Linked DNA regions of Homo sapiens: regions 2, 3, 4 and 5 are each linked to region 1. The links are chromatin contacts, found by Hi-C or POLR2A ChIA-PET in ENCODE. All regions are on one chromosome and are shown on one strand. The core of a region is the stretch at or near the end of the contact, and the rest is flanking DNA. Distances in the headings are between cores, read along the strand shown.

Region 1 (3,694 bases), core at 435-2,934:
ATTGAGCTTCTTCCTTCGAGTTTCTTTGATCTAATCAAGAGATAGAAGGCCTCCAGCTTCACATTCCTCACGATTATTTACAAAAAGAAGGATGGCTCAGCCAAGGCTAAATTTAGGTTACAGTCCCTAATCTTAACACAGTTTTTAAGTTTAGGTTTCAGCTTTTGGGATATTATTGTTACCTTGAAAAATGTCACGTTTAAAAACACCTCACACCCTCTACTATAGATTGGATCTTGGGAAATAGGGTTGAGGACCGGATCAATACAAGAATCCTCATAACCTCCGCCCCGGCGCGAACCTGGGAGGGCTGCAGACAGTCTAAAGGCTGTGGTGACCTCAGCGCTGCGTCCCTCCAGCAACCGGCGAGTGCTGGGGCACAGGCCATACCCCCCTAAGCTCGGCATCGCCTGCACCTCTCACAGGTGCTCTGTCCGCCACAGTAACGCACTATGGAAAGGAAAGTTGTACGGCGAACGACTGAAGGAGCCAAACGAGGTGGATCTGGAGCGGCCGCAAGGTGCCTGTGCTGCTGGCTTTTAACACACAATAAGAGTGCCAAGGGATACAAGAAGCCACAGGGGGAAAAACAAGTGACATATCTGCATGGAGCCTAAATTTCGCTTGGTGATTTTCAGGGTAGAAGCATTACATATTAAAAACACTGCTATTTTAGGGGAATACAGAATTTAAAAATCCACACAGATTCGCAACATAAAACATGCCGCCCAAAGACACGTCCGCGGTGTCCCGACAGTTCCGGCTCCGCCCGCGGGCCACGAGGCGGGGAGCGACGGTCACTCCCCTCGGTTACCCGGAGTACTTGGGCGGGAACGGGTAGCTCGCGGGAGAGACGGGCTCCTGGGCGAGGGCTGCGTCTTAGTCGCCCTGCTTCTTAGCTCTCGAGGTCCCGCGTGTTACGTGTTAGCACCGCCCGGGGGCGTCAGCATGACCCGAGGCTGCAGGAACCGTGAACTCTCTGCCCCGCGGGCCCAGGTGACCGCGGGCGGCGCTCTCCCGCGCGCGGGGGGCGGGGCTCCCCCCGGCTGTTCACTCAGCTACCACAGCGACGTAAAATGGTGTCCGCTAGGCGTCCCAGGACGGCTTCCTGAGGGACTGGAGGGCCCCGACAGCCGGAAAGCCTGCCCCGCCCCTTGGCCGGCACAGGTACGACGGCGGGGAGCTCAGAAGTTTCGAACTCCAAGGGCCGAAGCACAGCCAAACACCCCACGGAACTTAACAAATGTTTGTGGGGAGAACGCCGAAAACGCGGGGAGGCGGGGCTGGCGCACAGTCACCCTCTCGCGACATCTAAGTGACGTCGCACAGCAAGCACGTGTTCTAGTCTTTCACCTTCAGTCAGCCTCCTCCGTTATACAGGCCTACCCCTTTAAGCGAGTGATGGACAGTTATTTCAGCCTATCAACTTCCTTGCCGACATCCAATCAGATTTAAACTTCTTTTAGCCGCCGGAGGAGTTGGAAAAAGGGGGTCGAAAGAGGGAGCTTACCGTCTCTCGCGATATCGCTGTGAGCCTGCCTCTCTGGAAAAAACGCCGAAACTGATGGCCCGACCTCCCAAATAGTGGTTTAAAGGACGGGTTTATAAGCCAATGAAAGGGATAAGGAGGTGGGTTGCTGCTGTCACTGAGCAAGAAGTACCGTTACAGGGCAGACTTTTTGTCCAATCAACACCTCAACACTTTGGGTCACGTGACCGCAGAGTGCGAGGGGCGGAGCTACAGTCTGGCGCGAGGAACCGTTAAGATAGACAACAAATGTAACCAATGAGGTACTCCGACTAGGGGGTTGGGAACCCAATAACAGTGGTTGGGCGGGCGCCTTCCTGGAGCGCGGGGAGATGTAAAGATAGACAAATAATTTTCCCAATGAGACTGTAGAAGAGAGAGCAATTGGCCAATGAGGACTGCGGGGCGGGACCCTGTGCCGCGGCGGAGTCCAAGATGGCGGCGTGCGGTTCCGCTGTGTGAAACGAGCGCGGGGCGGCGGGTTACTCAGCTCCGCGGAGACGACCTCCGACGACCCGCAACAATGAAGGGAAAAGAGCGCTCGCCAGTGAAGGCCAAACGCTCCCGTGGTGGTGAGGACTCGACTTCCCGCGGTGAGCGGAGCAAGAAGTTAGGGGGCTCTGGTGGCAGCAATGGGAGCAGCAGCGGAAAGACCGATAGCGGCGGTGGGTCGCGGCGGAGTCTCCACCTGGACAAGTCCAGCAGTCGAGGTGGCAGCCGCGAGTATGATACCGGTGGGGGCAGCTCCAGTAGCCGCTTGCATAGTTATAGCTCCCCGAGCACCAAAAATTCTTCGGGCGGGGGCGAATCGCGCAGCAGCTCCCGGGGTGGAGGCGGGGAGTCACGTTCCTCTGGGGCCGCCTCCTCAGCTCCCGGCGGCGGGGACGGCGCGGAATACAAGACTCTGAAGATAAGCGAGTTGGGGTCCCAGCTTAGTGACGAAGCGGTGGAGGACGGCCTGTTTCATGAGTTCAAACGCTTCGGTGATGTAAGTGTGAAAATCAGTCATCTGTCGGGTTCTGGCAGCGGGGATGAGCGGGTAGCCTTTGTGAACTTCCGGCGGCCAGAGGACGCGCGGGCGGCCAAGCATGCCAGAGGCCGCCTGGTGCTCTATGACCGGCCTCTGAAGATAGAAGCTGTGTATGTGAGCCGGCGCCGCAGCCGCTCCCCTTTAGACAAAGATACTTATCCTCCATCAGCCAGTGTGGTCGGGGCCTCTGTAGGTGGTCACCGGCACCCCCCTGGAGGTGGTGGAGGCCAGAGATCACTTTCCCCTGGTGGCGCTGCTTTGGGATACAGAGACTACCGGCTGCAGCAGTTGGCTCTTGGCCGCCTGCCCCCTCCACCTCCGCCACCATTGCCTCGAGACCTGGAGAGAGAAAGAGACTACCCGTTCTATGAGAGAGTGCGCCCTGCATACAGTCTTGAGCCAAGGGTGGGAGCTGGAGCAGGTGCTGCTCCTTTCAGAGAAGTGGATGAGATTTCACCCGAGGATGATCAGCGAGCTAACCGGACGCTCTTCTTGGGCAACCTAGACATCACTGTAACGGAGAGTGATTTAAGAAGGGCGTTTGATCGCTTTGGAGTCATCACAGAAGTAGATATCAAGAGGCCTTCTCGCGGCCAGACTAGTACTTACGGCTTTCTCAAATTTGAGAACTTAGATATGTCTCACCGGGCCAAATTAGCAATGTCTGGCAAAATTATAATTCGGAATCCTATCAAAATTGGTTATGGTAAAGCTACACCCACCACCCGCCTCTGGGTGGGAGGCCTGGGACCTTGGGTTCCTCTTGCTGCCCTGGCACGAGAATTTGATCGATTTGGCACCATACGCACCATAGACTACCGAAAAGGTGATAGTTGGGCATATATCCAGTATGAAAGCCTGGATGCAGCGCATGCTGCCTGGACCCATATGCGGGGCTTCCCACTTGGTGGCCCAGATCGACGCCTTAGAGTAGACTTTGCCGACACCGAACATCGTTACCAGCAGCAGTATCTGCAGCCTCTGCCCTTGACTCATTATGAGCTGGTGACAGATGCTTTTGGACATCGGGCACCAGACCCTTTGAGGGGTGCTCGGGATAGGACACCACCCTTACTATACAGAGATCGTGATAGGGACCTTTATCCTGACTCTGATTGGGTGCCACCCCCACCCCC
Region 2 (3,694 bases), core at 444-2,943, 1.4 Mb before region 1:
GCAGGTTGCGGTGAGCCGAGATCGCGCCATTGCACTCCAGCCTGGGCAACAAGAGCAAAACTCCGTCTAAAAAAAAAAAAGTAGCTAATATTTTGTTACTATGTGCTAAGCACTGTTACATTAATTTAATCCTCACAAAACTACTGGAAGTAGTACTCTTATCTTCACTCATCTTCATTTTACAGATCACACAAAGTAACTTGCCTAAGACCACCAAGCTAGTAAGTGGTAGAACCCAGACTGGCTCTACCTAAACTGCCTCTCCAGGGCAAAAGTACTAATGGCTCTCAGGGGCTTCTCTGAGAGGATAGGGTCTTAGAGTGGAGAGGACCTGTTGGAACGACATCTCCACAGAGCGGGAAATAGGGAGAGTAGTTTATAGTAGCTACTAGACTGGAGAACTACCAGGAAACACAGATCGTCGTGCAGACGGCCAGGCAGTGAGTAGAAATGGGCACAAAAGAAAAAGTCTTTGGTTTCAACGAAAGCACATGAGTAATGGGAAAGGCAAGACTAACCTGGATTAGTAGAGTCAAATCCTGTTTTAGACTAGAAGTACCAGGGTATAAGTCGGGAGGCTGCAACTTATTTCGTATGCTTATGCAGTTTCTTGGAACCATGGCTCTCAAACTTGCGAATTTGCATTTTTAACAATTTCCCAGATGACGATAAAGCTAGTCTGGGAAGAACACTTCATAATCACTATTATAAAGAAAACCTGAATTGTTTTTCACCACCCAGTAATAAACCTACAGCTTATGGTGTGTCTAACTTTTTACACTCAAATCAGATTTGGAGCCAGGCGCAATGGCTCACGCTTGTAATCCCAGCACTTTGGGAGGCCAAGATGGGAAGATCCTTTGAGCCCAGGAGTCAGAGACAAGCCTGGACAACACAGGGAGACCCCTTCTCTACAAATAAAATTTACAAATTAGCCGGGCCTGGTGGCGCGCACCTGTGGTCCCATCTACTCAGGTGGCTGAGGCAGGAGAATCGCTGGAACCCGGAAGGCGGAGGTTGCCGTGAGCGGAGATAGCACCACCGCACTCCAGCCTGGGTGACACAGCAAGACTCCGTCTCAAAAAAAAAAAAAAAATCCATTTTGGAGGTTGTTTTGTGTCCGTTTTTGTTGTTGTTGTTAACTGTGTTAATTCACAGATTTGAAGTTTTAGAAAATTAACTACAACTAAATCCGAGCTATTCTGCTGACAGCATTTATTCAAATTATGCTTAAAGTTTTCAGAGATAACCAAAGCCAACAGAATTCAACGTGCGCTCAGGTCTCGCTTTGCCCTCGCTGTGCCTTCTCCGTAGGCCGCTCTCTGGGCCAAGCACCTCCCCGGAACGCGCGCAACCGCGGCGGACAGGCAGCCGCCGGCGCGGGAGCTGAGGTAGGAGCCCGGGGCACCCACAGGCCGCAGCGGACGCACGCAGCTAGCACGGTCCCCGCCCCGGGTCGCGCCTGCGGCCTCCCCAGCGTCTGCGCCGCGAGTCCGCTGGACCCGCCAGGGCGTAACGGCGGGTAACCCGCCCCACCCGCCGCACAACACACCCAACTGCACGGACTCACGTCCGGGATCCCCTGCCTGCCTCTCGAGGAAGACACCTGCCCAGGCCGGCCGCAGAAGAGGTCGCACAGCTTGCCGCCGCCCAGGGTTTCAGCGTGCTTCCTGGGCCTCGTCATCGAATTGTTCGGCTGACGGCTGCGTGTCCCTCCCCCGTTGCGGGCCGCTGATTGGCCTCGTTGATTGGGCGGGGCTAGTAGCGGGACCGGCCTCTGCGCGCGGGTTATTTTCGCCGCGGATTTTCTTTTACTTTTCATCTGCGGAACTCTTTCTGCGAAGGAAATCTCGCCTGGAACTCAAATATATACAACGGATAGGAAACCTATTTTCTTACTATTAATATATTTGATAAGTTTGAATGTGTAACATTCGCCATGAAACGCAAGCATGATTTTTTTTTTTTTGAGGCAGAGTCTCACAGTGTTGCCCAGGCTGGAGTGCAGTGGCGCGATCTCGGCTCGGCTCACTGCAACCTCTGCCTCCCGGGTTCAAGCAATTCTCCTCTCTCAGCCTCCCGAGCAGCTGGGACTACAAGCGCGCACCACCACATCCAGCTAATGTGTATTTTTAGCAGAGACAGGGTTTCACCATGTTGGCTAGGCTGGTCTCGAACTCCTGACCTCAGGTGATCCGCCCGCCTCGGCCTCCCAAAATGCTGGGATTACAGGTGTAAGCCACCGCGCCTAGCCACAAGCATAATTTTTTAAAGGGAGGATCACGAATGACAACTGTAGTTCTACTCAGGGCAGGACAAGGGAAAGGTCTGCACACTGTAGGGCAGTTGGAAGTAGTTTTGTTTTTGTCTTTAACTGCTGGCCTTGCAATCTCGGGAAACTGTGAAGATGGTAAAATTTACTATCTTAACCATTTTTAAAGGTACAATTCAGTGGTATTAGATACATTCACATTGTTATGCAACCATTACCACCATCCATCTCCAGCACTCATCTTGCAAAACTGAAACTCTGTACCCAGTAAGTGGTAACGCCTCATTCTTCCCCTCCCTCCTTCCCAGCGACTACCATTCTTTCTGTCTTTATGAATTTGACTACTCTAGGTATTTCATATAAGGACTCATACAGCATTTGTCTTTTTGTAACTGATTTCACTTACCATAATGTCCTCAAGGTTCATCCATGTGGTAACGTGTCAGAATTTCTTTTAAGGCTGAATAGTATTCCATTTTATGTATATACCAGTTCATTCAGTCATCTGTTAATGGATAACAGGTTGTTTCCACTTTTGGCTACTGTGAAATAATACTGTAAACATGGATATACAAATATCTGTTTTTTAACCCTTTTGGGTATACACACAGATGTTCAAATATCTGTTGCTTTCAACTCCTGAATATATATACACAAGTGGAATTGCTGGATTATGTAGTAATTCTATTTTTAATTTTTTGAGGATCTGCCGTACTTTTTTTTTTTTTGAGATGGAGTTTCACTCTTGTTGCCCAGGCTGGAGTGCAGTGGTACGATCTCGGCTCACCACAACCTCTGCCTCCCGGGTTCAAGCGATTCTCCTGCCTCAGCCTCTTGAGTAGCTGTGACTACAGGCGTTTGCCACCATGCCTGGCTAATTTTTGTATTTTTAGTAGAGATGGGGTTTCACTATGTTGACCAGGCTGGTCTCGAACTCCTGACCTCGTTATCCACCCACCTCGACCTGCCAAAGTGCTGGGATTACACGCATGAGCCACTGCGCCCGGCGGAACTGCCATTCTCTTTTCCATAGTGGCTGCAACATTTTACATTCCCTCCAAGAGTGCACAAGTTCCAATTTCCCCACATCTCCACTGACATCTTTTTATTTTTGTATAGTAGCCATCTTAATAGGTGTGAGGTATCTCACTGTGGTCTTGATTTGCCTTTCGCTAATGACCAGTGATGTTGAGCATCTTTTCTTGTGCTTATTGGTCATGCCATTTGTATATGTTTGTTGGAGAAATGTCTATTCAAGTCCTTTACCCATTTGTTTTGTTTGTTTTATTTTGTTTTGTTAAGAGACAGGGTCTCGCTTTGTCACCCAGGCTGAAGTGCAGTGTCATGATCATGGCCCACTGCAGCCTTGAACTCCTGGCTTTGCCCATTTTTTAATGGGTTTTTGTTGTGTTTTGGTTCCTT
Region 3 (3,694 bases), core at 525-3,024, 1.3 Mb before region 1:
ATTAAATAACTAATATATTCTATTTCACAAACAGGAAAAGAGGTTGAACACCATTATGTAAGTAGTAACATAGGATAGTACCCCTGTTCTCTTATGACACATTCTTAACAGTACTGGTTTTTAAGGCGAGGGAGAAAAGAACCAGGAAGTGGACCAGTGGGAGATAAACACAGGTTAAAATCCCGTCCAAAAAAAAAAAAAAATTTACATCTTCATAATGGCATCCAAATTCAAGTGTTTGGGTTTTGGCTTTTTTACCTAACAATATACTGTTGTGACTTGACTTTTCCATTACCGTGTAATAATGTTTCTTTCCTATTGGAAGCAATCTCTCCTAATCTCCCAAACCTAAAGTAGAATTATTCATTTCATCTTCTTCCTAAATGAGACCTCGACAATATGCCATATAAAGGAAAATGGGCTCTTAGGCGTTTCTCCTTCTTAGTAAAATGCCAATGCAACATATGCCAACACTGGAGACAAAAAAATTCTACTTGAATTTACTGTGAAAAAAAGATTTATAGCATTTTTTAAACCTACATGTTCATTTCTGTGCCATTAACTTTTTGAGGCATTCTACAGAGTCTCCAACAAAGAGAGAAATAAGTATTAGGATCACAACCTACGAATCTGGGTGGAACAAAGACTTCTCCTTTCATTATGCAGAGAAAACCAAGTTGCCAAAAAAAAAAAACGGTCCCCTCAGATACCATGCACGGTTACTAACTGCACGTCTGGGTACAGAGAAGGAAAAATCATCTGGTCAAAAGCCCAAATGCCGCCCCGGCCTACCCTCGCCCCCCGCCCCCGCCCCCTTTGCCCATGGCCTCGCCCCAGAGCTAGAGTTCCAATATTTTTCTCCCCAATAAAGGGAAGCGGTTTAACCCTTTGAGTTCCACAACCTTGCGTTCTTCTACGCAGGCGCCCCTCCAGCGCAATCCCAGTTCTAAATCGAGTCGCTGCCCCTTTCCGCGACCACACCCAGATCCCCAAAGGCCTGCTCCCATCCCGACCATTGATGTGAGAAAGGCCAAAACCGGCCCCAGCGGGGCTCCCAGCCCCGCCGCTCCCTCTCTTCCTCCGGGCCAAGGCGTGCCCAGAAAGGGACGCGAGCGCGCCCCTCAGTTCTCGCACGGGCTCGACCAAGGGGCGAGGAAGGAAGAATCGGCGCAGCGGCGAGATGGGCACGAACCTCGCGCTCACTTGCTGCTCAGTGCCAGGGCGAGGGGCGTCGCTCTGCCCCCAGAATCCAACTGGTAATGTGGGAAAGGTGTGGTCCAGGACCGGTGACCTCGAACCGGGGCCCAGCAGTTCGCAGATCCTCACCCCGCGATGCTGGGGCCTCACCCACGACCCCAGCCCCCTCCCAGTCGGCACCCAAGCCCACTAAAGACCCCTCTCCGGGGCCGCAAACACAGTCCTCGGGGCCGCCCGGTCGGAGCCGTGTCAGGTGGTGACAGGAGGCGACGGGTGACCATGGCAACCCGAGGTGTGCAGCGGACCGACCCAGCCTCCGACTCCCGGAGTCACCCACCTGAGGGCTCCAGGGCAAGCCCGGAGGAGCGGCGGAGGAGAACGCGGCTGGGAGGCCGGCGGCCAGGGCCCCGAAGCGGCCGGCTCCGGGCTGCGGCAGGAGCACGACGGCGGCGGTCTGGGTTTGGCGTCGGTCCTCCCTCCTACCGCCCGCGCGTCAATCCATCAGTTCGTCAATCCGTCCTTCTCACGTCCGCCCCTCCCGGCCCAGCGACTCCTCAGCTCAGCCTCTTGCAGACTGCGGTTGTCAAGTGCCGGGGAGCCGAGCTCTACCCGCGAGCGGCAGCCAATCGCCGCGCTTCCCCGAGGCGCCTCAGGACCCCGCCGCGCGGGGCGGCCAGGCAGGTGCCTGAGCCGAAGGGCGAGTCGGCGGGGCGGGGCGGGGCGGGGAGGGGCGTGGAGGGGCGGGCCCAAAGCTGGGGCGGGGAGGGGCGGGGCGGACCAAAGCCTGGGCGGGGCGGACCAAAGCCTGGGCGGGGCGGGCGGGGGTCGGGCTTGGAGGGACCGGCTAGGGGCCCGGGGGAGTAGCAGAACGGGTGCGGCAATAGCGTGAGACTGGTGGCAGGGACGTAGACCCTTAGCTGGCCGGTGACCCCATGTCCCAAAATAGCACGAACAGGATTGTCGCCTGCAAATGGAGAAGACTGCGCATTAGGATTGACTCTTCATACTCCTCCCCGATAATTAATAAAGGTTAATGAAATTAATGTTGCCTTCTACCCTTCTTTCGCTGCTTTCCTAGGTCCCACTTCGTCCCAGAAAACTCCAGTAGTTTGTTTGTCCCCTTCCTGGTTTCTCATTTTGCAAAGCTGATCTGCCTTGAAAGCATTTTTCAGTTACTTAACATTTAATATGTTCAGGTTTTGTCTACTCCTGTTGGTTGTAAGCCCCTTATTCCACAAATATACGTGATGTTCAACCGAGCTTAATTAAGCATCCAGGAAGTATAACCATAAGGAAGAATACAATTACACAAACCTGTAAGAACATCATTCTCGGCCAGGCGCGGTGGCTCACGCCTGCAATTCCAGCACTTTAGGAGGCCGAGGCGGGCGGATCACCTGAGGTCAGGAGTTTGAGACCAGCCTGGCCAACATGGTGAAACCCCGTCTCTACTAAAAATACAAAAATTAGCCGGGTGTGCTGGCAAGCCTCCTGTAATCACAGCTACTTGGTAGGCTGAGGCAGGAGAATCGCTTCAACCTGGGAGACGGAGGTTGCAGTGAGCCGAGATCATGCCACTGCACTCCGGCCTGGGTGACAGAGCGAGAGACTCCGTCTCACAGAAAAAAGAACATCATCCTCACAGAGGCGAAAGTCCAGAGTGAGCTGGACCTCCCAAAAGGGGAAAATGGGGTAACAGTCTGGTAAAGAGAATAAACATCAAAAATATTTCTGGCACTCCCATGCTTATTGCAGTACTATTCACAATAGCCAAAATATAGAATCAACCTATGTCAATCAACAGACAAATGGATAAAGAAAATGTGGTACATATACACAATGCAATCTTTTTTTTTTTTTTTTTTTTTTGAGACGGAGTCTCGCTCTGTCGCCCAGGCTGGAGTGCAGTGGCGCCATCTCGACTCACTGCAAACTCCGCCTCCCGGGTTCACGCCATTCTCCTGCCTCAGCCTCCCGCGTAGCTGGGACTACAGGCGCCCGCCACCAGGTCCGGCTAATTTTTTTTTTTTTTTTTGTATTTTTATTAGAAACGGGGTTTCACCGTGTTAGCCAGGATGGTCTTGATCTCCTGACCTCGTGATCCACCCGCCTCGGCCTCCCAAAGTGCTGGGATTACAGGCGTGAGCCACCGCGCCCGGCCACACAATACAATCTTATTCACCCATTAAGAAAGAATGAAATCCTGTCATTTGCAGCAACATGGATGGGACGGGAGGACATTATGTTAAGTGAAACAAGACAAGCACAAAAAGACAAATATTGCACGTTCTCACACATATGTGGGAACTAAAAGAATTGATCTCGTGGAGGTAGTGAATAGAATGGTGGTTACCAGAGGCTAGAAAGTGTAGTGGAGGGCAAAGGGGGGATAAAGAGGTTAATGGGTACAAAAATACAGTTATGTAGCAGGAATAAATTCTAGTGCTCAATAGCATAATTGGGTGACTATAGTTAACAATAATCTATTCTATATTTC
Region 4 (3,694 bases), core at 331-2,830, 1.2 Mb before region 1:
TCACACAGACAGAAAGAAGACTACCGGCGACCCTACTGGGAATCTGCGCAAGAAACCACAGTACCTTGGAAGCCCGCAGTTCTCCTAAGTAGGAATCATCGTTATCTAATGTAGGCTGCTGGAAAGGGTCCCGGGTGGGAGGCATGGCTAAATGCCTAACTCTTTTAAGAGGGATGGGAGGCCCGCTCAGCCGCAGCACAGCCTCACTGGCATAAGATCCCGGGTCCCAATTGTTTGGAGCGCTGGTTTCGGTTGCCAGGCAACTGCCCAGCCATCTATGACAGAGGAATTCCCTCAGAGGAGGGCGCCACCTGGCGGCTGACCACGGGAGGCCCCTGGGGAGGAAGCTCCGGGGACTGCAGAGGGAACGTTCCGCTGAGCGGGCCCGAGACTTGGAATTGCACTCCTGAGCCTCGGCGGAAAAGTGCTGGCTGCTCACCATCAGGACTTCTGCAAAAGACTTCAGTTGAGGAAAGAAGTCCTGAAAGATGACCCAGAAATTTCCTTCTCCCTCGCACCTAACAAAAGGCTTTCAAAGCCATGAGAGAATGAGGATGTCAAGAGACCAAAGAGGGCCGGGCGCGGTGGTTCACGCCTGTAATCTCAGCACTTTGGGAAGCGGAGGCGGGCGGATCGCTTAAGCCCAAGAGTTCGAGACCAGTCTGGGCAACATGGCGAAACCCCGTCTCTACAAAAAGTAGGAAAAAAATTAGCTGGGCTTGGTGGCACGCGCCCGTAGTCCCAGCTACTCGGGAGGCTAATCCAGGAGAATCTCTTGAACCCGGAAGGCGGAGGTTGCAGTTAGCCGAGATCGCGCCACTGCACTCCAGTGTGGGCGAGAGAGTGAGACCCTGTCTCAGAGAGAGAGAGAGAGAGAGAGAAAGAGAGAGAGAGAGAGAGAGAGAGAGAGAGAGAGAGAGAGAGAGAGAGAGAGGCCCACGTGCGGCGCTTGGGAAATTGCGGCTAAGGCAAACTCCTCGCTTAAACTCGGATCAACTACAGTGTCAGGGCTTCTCTTCTAGCCGGTTGTAAAAGCACGGATGGATTTGGCGGGATGTAAGATCTCCAGGAGTGGCCTTCGTAGGAGGGAACACGTACTGGGGCCTCTTCCAGGCGACGACGTCTGGAGGGTGATCTCTCCATCTTCTTTCTCTCGGTTCACACGCCACGTGTGCAACATCGGAGATGCTCATAAAATAACCCCTGGCCCGAAAGGGCAGTAGAAAACGGAAATTTGTTGGCTGGCTTGGAGGATGCTTCCACTGTGTTCTTCACACGAGCCCCGGGCCTGCCTGTTGGGCCGGTTGCGCACCCCGGGCGCGCGCTCTCCCGCGCCCACGCCGCGCGCACCAGCGGCGGCGGCTGCCATGGCGACCCGCAGGTGAGCTGCAGAGGCGCGCGTGGTCCCTGCCCCACCCGCGCGGAGCCAGAGAGGAGGCGGTTGTCAAGGCGACGTGGGTAGGAGGAGAGGACAGAGGGAGGAGGAAGGATGGGCGGTGTTGGCGTAGCCGCAGGGAGGTGACTGAAGCGAGCCTGGCCTCTTGCATCCTCCGCCTGTGTACCTCCCTCCCCTTTTTTTCCGCCTTCTGCCAGCAGAAGCAGCAGCCGCAGCACCTGAGCCGCTACTGCCGCTCACTCAGGACAACGCTATGGCTGAGCCTGGGCACAGCCACCATCTCTCCGCCAGAGTCAGGGGAAGAACTGAGAGGCGCATACCCCGGCTGTGGCGGCTGCTGCTCTGGGCTGGGACCGCCTTCCAGGTGACCCAGGGAACGGGACCGGAGCTTCATGCCTGCAAAGAGGTACTGCCGCCCCCCTACCCGATCCCGCTTTGGTCACAAAAGTCTTGGATCCAGGCGGAGACCTTGGGGACCCAGGCGCAGAGAGTTTCAGACGCCACGGAGTTTAGATTTCTTTGGGGATGAGGCGTGGGGGGAGGGAAGAGGAGCCAGTCTGGCGTCATGAGGAGGCCAGCACATTGGAGGACTCACGGATAGATCATCCTCACAGATTGGGATGCTGAGCTCAGCGAGAAAGGTCCCAGCCCCAAGAAGGGGAGCTACCTGGGTACCTGAACTCAGAATGAGGGAGGCAGACGAGTTATTTTCCAGTTAGGATGAACTCACCTTAAAAGTGGTTGACAAGAAAAGATTATGCACAGAGAAGCAAAATAGGAAGAGGAAAGAAGAGTAGTGGGAGAGGAAAGGAGTTAGGAAGGCCAGAAAAAAGTATCAGAGCGAAGTGGTTTTATCATGGCTACACAAAACGGAGTGTGAAGGTGGGAGATGTGCGAGAGGGATGATAGGATTCCAGCTCTCTAGTTCCTTGTTTATTAAACATCGGTTAGTGCAGACTGTAAAATGTGTCTCCTCCTTATAGCTTGGCCTCCCCGCAGCGTACTATGTTTAGTGTACCTGACAGTACACGACTCACCTTTTTGCAGATTTTGAGTTCTTCAATATCTTGTGTTCTGCCAACCTCTAGTCTCCTTCTCTGACTTAACATATGTCAAAGTCTTTTTCAAGGTATTTCCAATATGTTGGAAGCAGAATTCAGACAATAGGTAGTCAATCTCTTATAACCAAAAATAGCTTTTGAAAAGTCATCTTGGAGGAACATAAAAGGGCACTAGCAGCAACAAAACTAAGTCATTTCTATGTTATTGAAATAACAATATTTGGTTGTGCTCTGAGCAACTTTTTTAGAAACCATATGGCAGAGGCAACAATAAGATATTTACAAGAACTACGTTGGGGAAGGCAAAATAAAAGTTCTGTTATTTCTGTGAAATGTGAAGGACTTCATAAAAAGTCAAGCATCTAGCTCTGTAAATTTAATCCCAAATATCAAGCTTGACTAAGGTTTTGAGAGGTTAGAATATATATATAGATGTATTTTCTTTACTTTAAAAAATATATGTTTTAAAATAGAAATGAGGTTTCGATATACTGCCCCGGCCAGTCTCTAACTCCTGGGCTCAAGCGACTTCCCACCTCGGCCTCCCAAAGTGCTGGGATTATAAGAATGAGCCACTGCGCCCAGCCCAGAATATTTTTTATAAATTGTTAGTGTGAACTGATTGGCAACAACTCCATCCCATATGGAGATAAATTCTTATAAAGATGTTCTGTGTCTACAGCACAGCAGGTCATAAAGAAGTCAGGTGTGGGGGGGAGGATTTTTGTGTGAATAAAGATACTTGATTTTGAAGATTCATGAATATGACATAAGTGACCCCAGTGAGTGGGACTTTTGATAACCTTTATTAGCTCCAATGACAACCTGCCCTGGGCCATCTACATTTCCACCTAGCCGCATTATGACCTGTTTTAGAGATCGCAGGGAACAGTATGATCTTATCAGTGACTGGCTCACTGGCCTTGATGGCCTGTGGTCTAACCAACCAAAATAATGAGACCAAGAAAGCCCACTTGCCTAAGAATCAAACAAGGGAGTTTCCTGAGTGGAAGGTAAGAATCATACAGTTTAACTACCAATTCTTGTTGAGATCTTTGTCAACAATGGAAAATATGAGACATTTCAGAAATTAAGCACTTCTATTATCTTGGTTTGGAGGAAGGGAAGAATATTGATACTTGAGAACTCGAACTTGTGTACGAATTTTGCCTTTGGTCCTGTTTGAATAACCAATATTTGCCTAAGCAAAAGGTCTTGCCACAAAGTGTAAGCTTAA
Region 5 (3,694 bases), core at 558-3,057, 1.1 Mb before region 1:
ACCTGACCTACACTTCAGGGTTGGCTTGGCAGAGGCTTTTTGGGGAGCAGGGATAGTGTAAGAGGCAAAAAAAAACAAAAAACAAAAAACAAAAACAAAAACCCACACTCAACACACAACATTTCTGTGACCAGATGCAGTGGTGAGGGGCCCTGGGGGGTAAGTTCCTCAGACACCAAGCGATTCTCCAGTGGACATTGGCTAAGCATTCTATAATTCAATTCGATTCTGATTCTGACACTAGCTACCTGGAGGTAGTGTCAGATTCCATGGGGTAAGGGCTTGATCCCACTAGACTGCTCCTCTTCAGATGCCAATTGCAAGTAGTAGATTTCACCTATACTTCTTAGCAGCTATAAACTGGGGCTCCCACTACCCCCTCCTTTGGTCTGATTAATTTGCTGAGAAGGCTCACAGACCTCAAGGAAACATTTACCAGTTTATTATAAAGGATAGTACAAAGGGTACAAATGAACAGCCAGATGAAGAGATGGATAGGGCAAGGTGTCAGGGGTGCAGAGCTTCCATAACCTTTCTGGGCAAGACACCCTCCTGGCATCTCCACATGTTCAACAACCCTGAAGCTCATCAACTCTTGTTGTTCGAGCGTTTATAGAGTTTGATGTCCAGCTCCTCCCCTCCCCCTTTCCTGGAGGTTGAAGGGTGGGGATGAAAGTTCCAATCCTCCAATCACTTGGTCTCTCTGGTGACTGGCCCCATCCTAAGGTTATCTAGGGCCCCCATCCTAAATCACCTCCTTATTATAAACTCAGGTGTTATCAAAGAGACCCATTACGTATAACCCAGGAAATTCAAGGGTTTTAGGGGCTGTGTCAGGAACCAGGGACAAAGCCCAAATATATTTCATATTATAAATAAATAATATGATAGTTAGCTATGTCACACCCTCATCTCAGGAGTCCATGACGGCGGTATAAGATCAAGAAGGTCTTAGCACATCTAGCTTCGAGAAGGCATTGGAAGTGAGGCTTTAAAGTTTCTGCAGAGTGGAAGGATTGGGGGTGGGGGTGGGGGAGGAGATCACCTGTTCCCAAATCCTTCAAATAATCTCTTGTTATCAGGGAGATTCTTTGATAACTTTGGCTTCACTCGGCAACTAGAATATTTCATTTAAAGGTCTGAACATTATAAAATCAAAGTATGATACAAACCGTTCTTCAAGACGCTTTCAAATTGACCCAAGACATGACCTCAACACCTTATACGGCGTTCAAATCTGCTTAATGTCCCTTTGGAAAAGTTTTCTCTCGTCTCTCTCTAAAAGACAACCGCACTTTCCCAAAGCTGTGCTCTTAAGAGTTGGTAAAGTGACAATTTGGTTTATCCAATAATCAGATTAATAAAGGTATACCATTTCTAAGGCACGAGAGCAGGAATCTTAAGCTGAGGTAGCCCTGGGACTAAATATGCCATCCTCTTGTATCAAGATGGAGAAGACGGCCGAGGTTCAGGGAAAGAGCCCAGTGGAAGAACCCAACCTAGTGAGAGGAAAACGGGCACCTGGTGAAGGCCCCGGCCTCTAAGCTAGGGATGAGGGGACAGGCCTCTGCCTAGCCTGAGACAGGAGTAGGAAACTGAGGCATTCACACTTTTATGTGGCGATCACAGTTCCTGCAGACTGTAGCAGAGCTGGGGAGCAGGAACCAGAGGTATAGTCCCACGCCCACCCACTCTCCCCTCCCCTCCCTCCGCGGCCCCGCCTCCAACCAGCCGCTTCCGGTCGCGGGGAGGGTCGCCTGCGGGCTCCAGCTGCGCCTGCGCAGGAAGGGCGGGTCAGCGCGCCGGCGCAGTGCGGCGGTCACAGGCTGAGTGCTGCGGCGCGATCCTTGCTTCCCTGAGCGTTGGCCCGGGAGGAAAGAAGATGGTGCTGGATCTGGATTTGTTTCGGGTGGATAAAGGAGGGGACCCAGCCCTCATCCGAGAGACGCAGGAGAAGCGCTTCAAGGACCCGGGACTAGTGGACCAGCTGGTGAAGGCAGACAGCGAGTGGCGACGATGTAAGTACCGGGACGGGCGGGTTACCTCCTTGATGCTAAACCCAATTTTCTCTCTCAAATCCAGCCACCGCTCCTGAGGCCACAGCTTCCACCCTTCGTCAGACCCCCTCCCAGGGTGCGGTGGCTCCGAGGTTCTCCCCATCCCCGAAAACACAGCCTGGTCGCCGGGGTCATCCCACTTTCTCCTCCACCCGGGCGGAGCGAGGTCCCTTCCACGCGTGCTCAGTGCCGTTCGCTGCCAGTGTGCGTACGCACGCGCATCGGGAGCTGTCAAGCCTTCCTGCCCCAGGGGTTGCCAGAACATGCCGGGGCGGGAGGTTGTGGGGTCTACGCGGCTTTCCTAACACGAATCTTTGGTCCCCCCCAGTCTTTTTCTCATCTTCAGCAAGGCCAGAGTGGTTTTCCTTTGTTTTGATAGGATCAAAGGCTTCTCCTGAGACTGCGTCACTTCTGCAACACAGTAGATTCATTCCTTCGGTATCGGAAGCATTTCGGGGCGTTGGAGGCCGCTCTTGGCCAAAATAAATGACCCTGAAGCTTTTCGGAAGGCCATCCCCCGACCTATGGGCATACCTTTAAGAATTAGAAAAGTCTTTTCCGTGGTAGATCAAACGCGAGGGGAGTGAGGAGGCGAGCAAAAGATTGTAATGACTGAAGCTGTTTAATTGTGATTTGTGGACGTTTTCCTTTAAAGACATTGGCAGAGTTGGGCTAGAACCTGGAACTGCCGGATCTTGGAGTCATATCGGGCATCTATCATGAAGCCGAATAAAACCATAGAACCATCTGCCCATAAATCTCTGCCTGTATTAACTGGAGTGGTCGCTGGTTGGGCGGATGCTGTCAAGTACTTGTGATTTGATTTGTCTGATGCAATAGGTCTGCAACCATCTGGGAGCTAGGTCGATGACAGTACACTGCAAAGGCAGCCACTATCCAAGAGTGTGATGGATTTCTATTAGGAAAATTGATTTTCTCCTGTTTATAAGGATCTTGGATGTCAAAAGAATATTTGTTTAACTTGAGTTTTGTGCTGATTCTATGTCTTAGGCCCTCTATTGTAGTAGTTTGTTTGATTGTGAGATTCCACACTTGACCTGAAGTTTCGAGTTGCAATGGAATTTAATTTTGCCACATTTTTTGTTTAGGATAAAACTAGCCTGAGCACTGTTCTACTGAATCTGAAGTCAGGAGTATCAGATTTTTGTGTCAGTCCAGCCCTTAGCCAGTGCTAAATGACTTTGAATGTGTTAGCTAGTCTTTTGGGTATAATGTCCACATCTGAGGGATTTGTCCCTTATCTGAAAAGTAGATAGGTGGTGAGTTCTTCAGGGACAAGGATTCAATTTTATTCATACAGTATATATGTGGATATACATATACACATTTATACATAAAATCCCAGTACCTAGCACTGTACCTGGTCCTTGGTAAGGCCTTGATAAAGGTTTGTTAGAGGCGTGAATATTTTCTGTCTTCAGGGCACTTTATATTCTTTATGAAAAGCAGTTTATGTAGTTTATGTTATTGTTTTAAAAAACTTAATCCTAAATGTGAAGTCATTTCTTTTCTTTGTTTTGTTTTGTTTTGTTTTTGAGACGGAGTCTCTCATTATCACCCAGATTGGAGTGCAGTGGCACCATCTCGGCTCACTGCAACCTCCATCTCCCGGTTTC

The links. Hi-C counts contacts between places; a loop is a spot of excess contacts on that map. ChIA-PET counts read pairs that join two places held with the same protein, here RNA polymerase II (POLR2A). Pooled maps may share reads with other maps.
Region 2: a map of naive thymus-derived CD4-positive, alpha-beta T cell shows a loop between it and region 1 (19-fold over the local background). The contact joins the promoter of CLCC1 here to the promoter of RBM15-AS1 in region 1. A Hi-C loop is called at or near these places in 1 of 168 maps with a recorded cell type or tissue (naive thymus-derived CD4-positive, alpha-beta T cell), 2 of 37 single-sample maps with no recorded cell type and 10 of 50 pooled maps.
Region 3: a map of naive thymus-derived CD4-positive, alpha-beta T cell shows a loop between it and region 1 (13-fold over the local background). The contact joins the promoter of WDR47 here to the promoter of RBM15-AS1 in region 1. A Hi-C loop is called at or near these places in 1 of 168 maps with a recorded cell type or tissue (naive thymus-derived CD4-positive, alpha-beta T cell), 3 of 37 single-sample maps with no recorded cell type and 10 of 50 pooled maps. POLR2A ChIA-PET finds 5 or more read pairs at or near these places in 1 of 52 experiments (activated CD4-positive, alpha-beta T cell).
Region 4: a pooled map shows a loop between it and region 1 (15-fold over the local background). The contact joins the promoter of ELAPOR1 here to the promoter of RBM15-AS1 in region 1. A Hi-C loop is called at or near these places in 1 of 168 maps with a recorded cell type or tissue (naive thymus-derived CD4-positive, alpha-beta T cell), 2 of 37 single-sample maps with no recorded cell type and 8 of 50 pooled maps. POLR2A ChIA-PET finds 5 or more read pairs at or near these places in 1 of 52 experiments (CD4-positive, alpha-beta T cell).
Region 5: a loop to region 1 is called in a pooled map, with 11 times the contacts of the local background. The contact joins the promoter of SARS1 here to the promoter of RBM15-AS1 in region 1. A Hi-C loop is called at or near these places in 1 of 37 single-sample maps with no recorded cell type and 13 of 50 pooled maps. POLR2A ChIA-PET finds 5 or more read pairs at or near these places in 3 of 52 experiments (CD4-positive, alpha-beta memory T cell, H1 and OCI-LY7).

What each region holds. Positions count from the first base shown.
Region 1 is chr1:110,337,487-110,341,180 of GRCh38, forward strand. RBM15-AS1 (RBM15 antisense RNA 1) reads right to left here and starts at 1,685. Exons shown (of 4, transcript NR_036595.1): 1 at 1,511-1,685. It overlaps RBM15 (RNA binding motif protein 15), which reads left to right and starts at 1,891. Exons shown (of 3, transcript NM_022768.5): 1 at 1,891-3,694. The coding sequence starts at 1,920. It overlaps LOC124904276, which reads left to right. Exons shown (of 1, transcript XM_047437983.1): 1 at 1-1,517. The coding sequence starts at 949. The coding sequence ends at 1,455. RefSeq lists enhancers at 570-759, 1,900-2,199, 2,230-2,349, 2,320-3,058, 2,430-2,879 and a silencer at 860-1,129.
Region 2 is chr1:108,961,791-108,965,484 of GRCh38, forward strand. It overlaps CLCC1 (chloride channel CLIC like 1), which reads right to left and starts at 1,694. Exons shown (of 13, transcript NM_001377458.1): 1 at 1,571-1,694; 2 at 519-679. RefSeq lists enhancers at 1-397, 770-889 and silencers at 817-1,111, 1,250-1,489.
Region 3 is chr1:109,040,328-109,044,021 of GRCh38, forward strand. It overlaps WDR47 (WD repeat domain 47), which reads right to left and starts at 1,775. Exons shown (of 15, transcript NM_001142551.2): 1 at 1,535-1,775. RefSeq lists a silencer at 1,423-1,972.
Region 4 is chr1:109,112,535-109,116,228 of GRCh38, forward strand. It overlaps ELAPOR1 (endosome-lysosome associated apoptosis and autophagy regulator 1), which reads left to right and starts at 1,581. Exons shown (of 22, transcript NM_020775.5): 1 at 1,581-1,802. The coding sequence starts at 1,650. CFAP276 (cilia and flagella associated protein 276) reads right to left here and starts at 213. Exons shown (of 5, transcript NM_001245025.3): 1 at 65-213. The coding sequence starts at 145. RefSeq lists a silencer at 1,333-1,402.
Region 5 is chr1:109,212,111-109,215,804 of GRCh38, forward strand. It overlaps SARS1 (seryl-tRNA synthetase 1), which reads left to right and starts at 1,808. Exons shown (of 11, transcript NM_006513.4): 1 at 1,808-2,018. The coding sequence starts at 1,883. RefSeq lists a silencer at 1,602-1,821 and an enhancer at 1,872-2,231.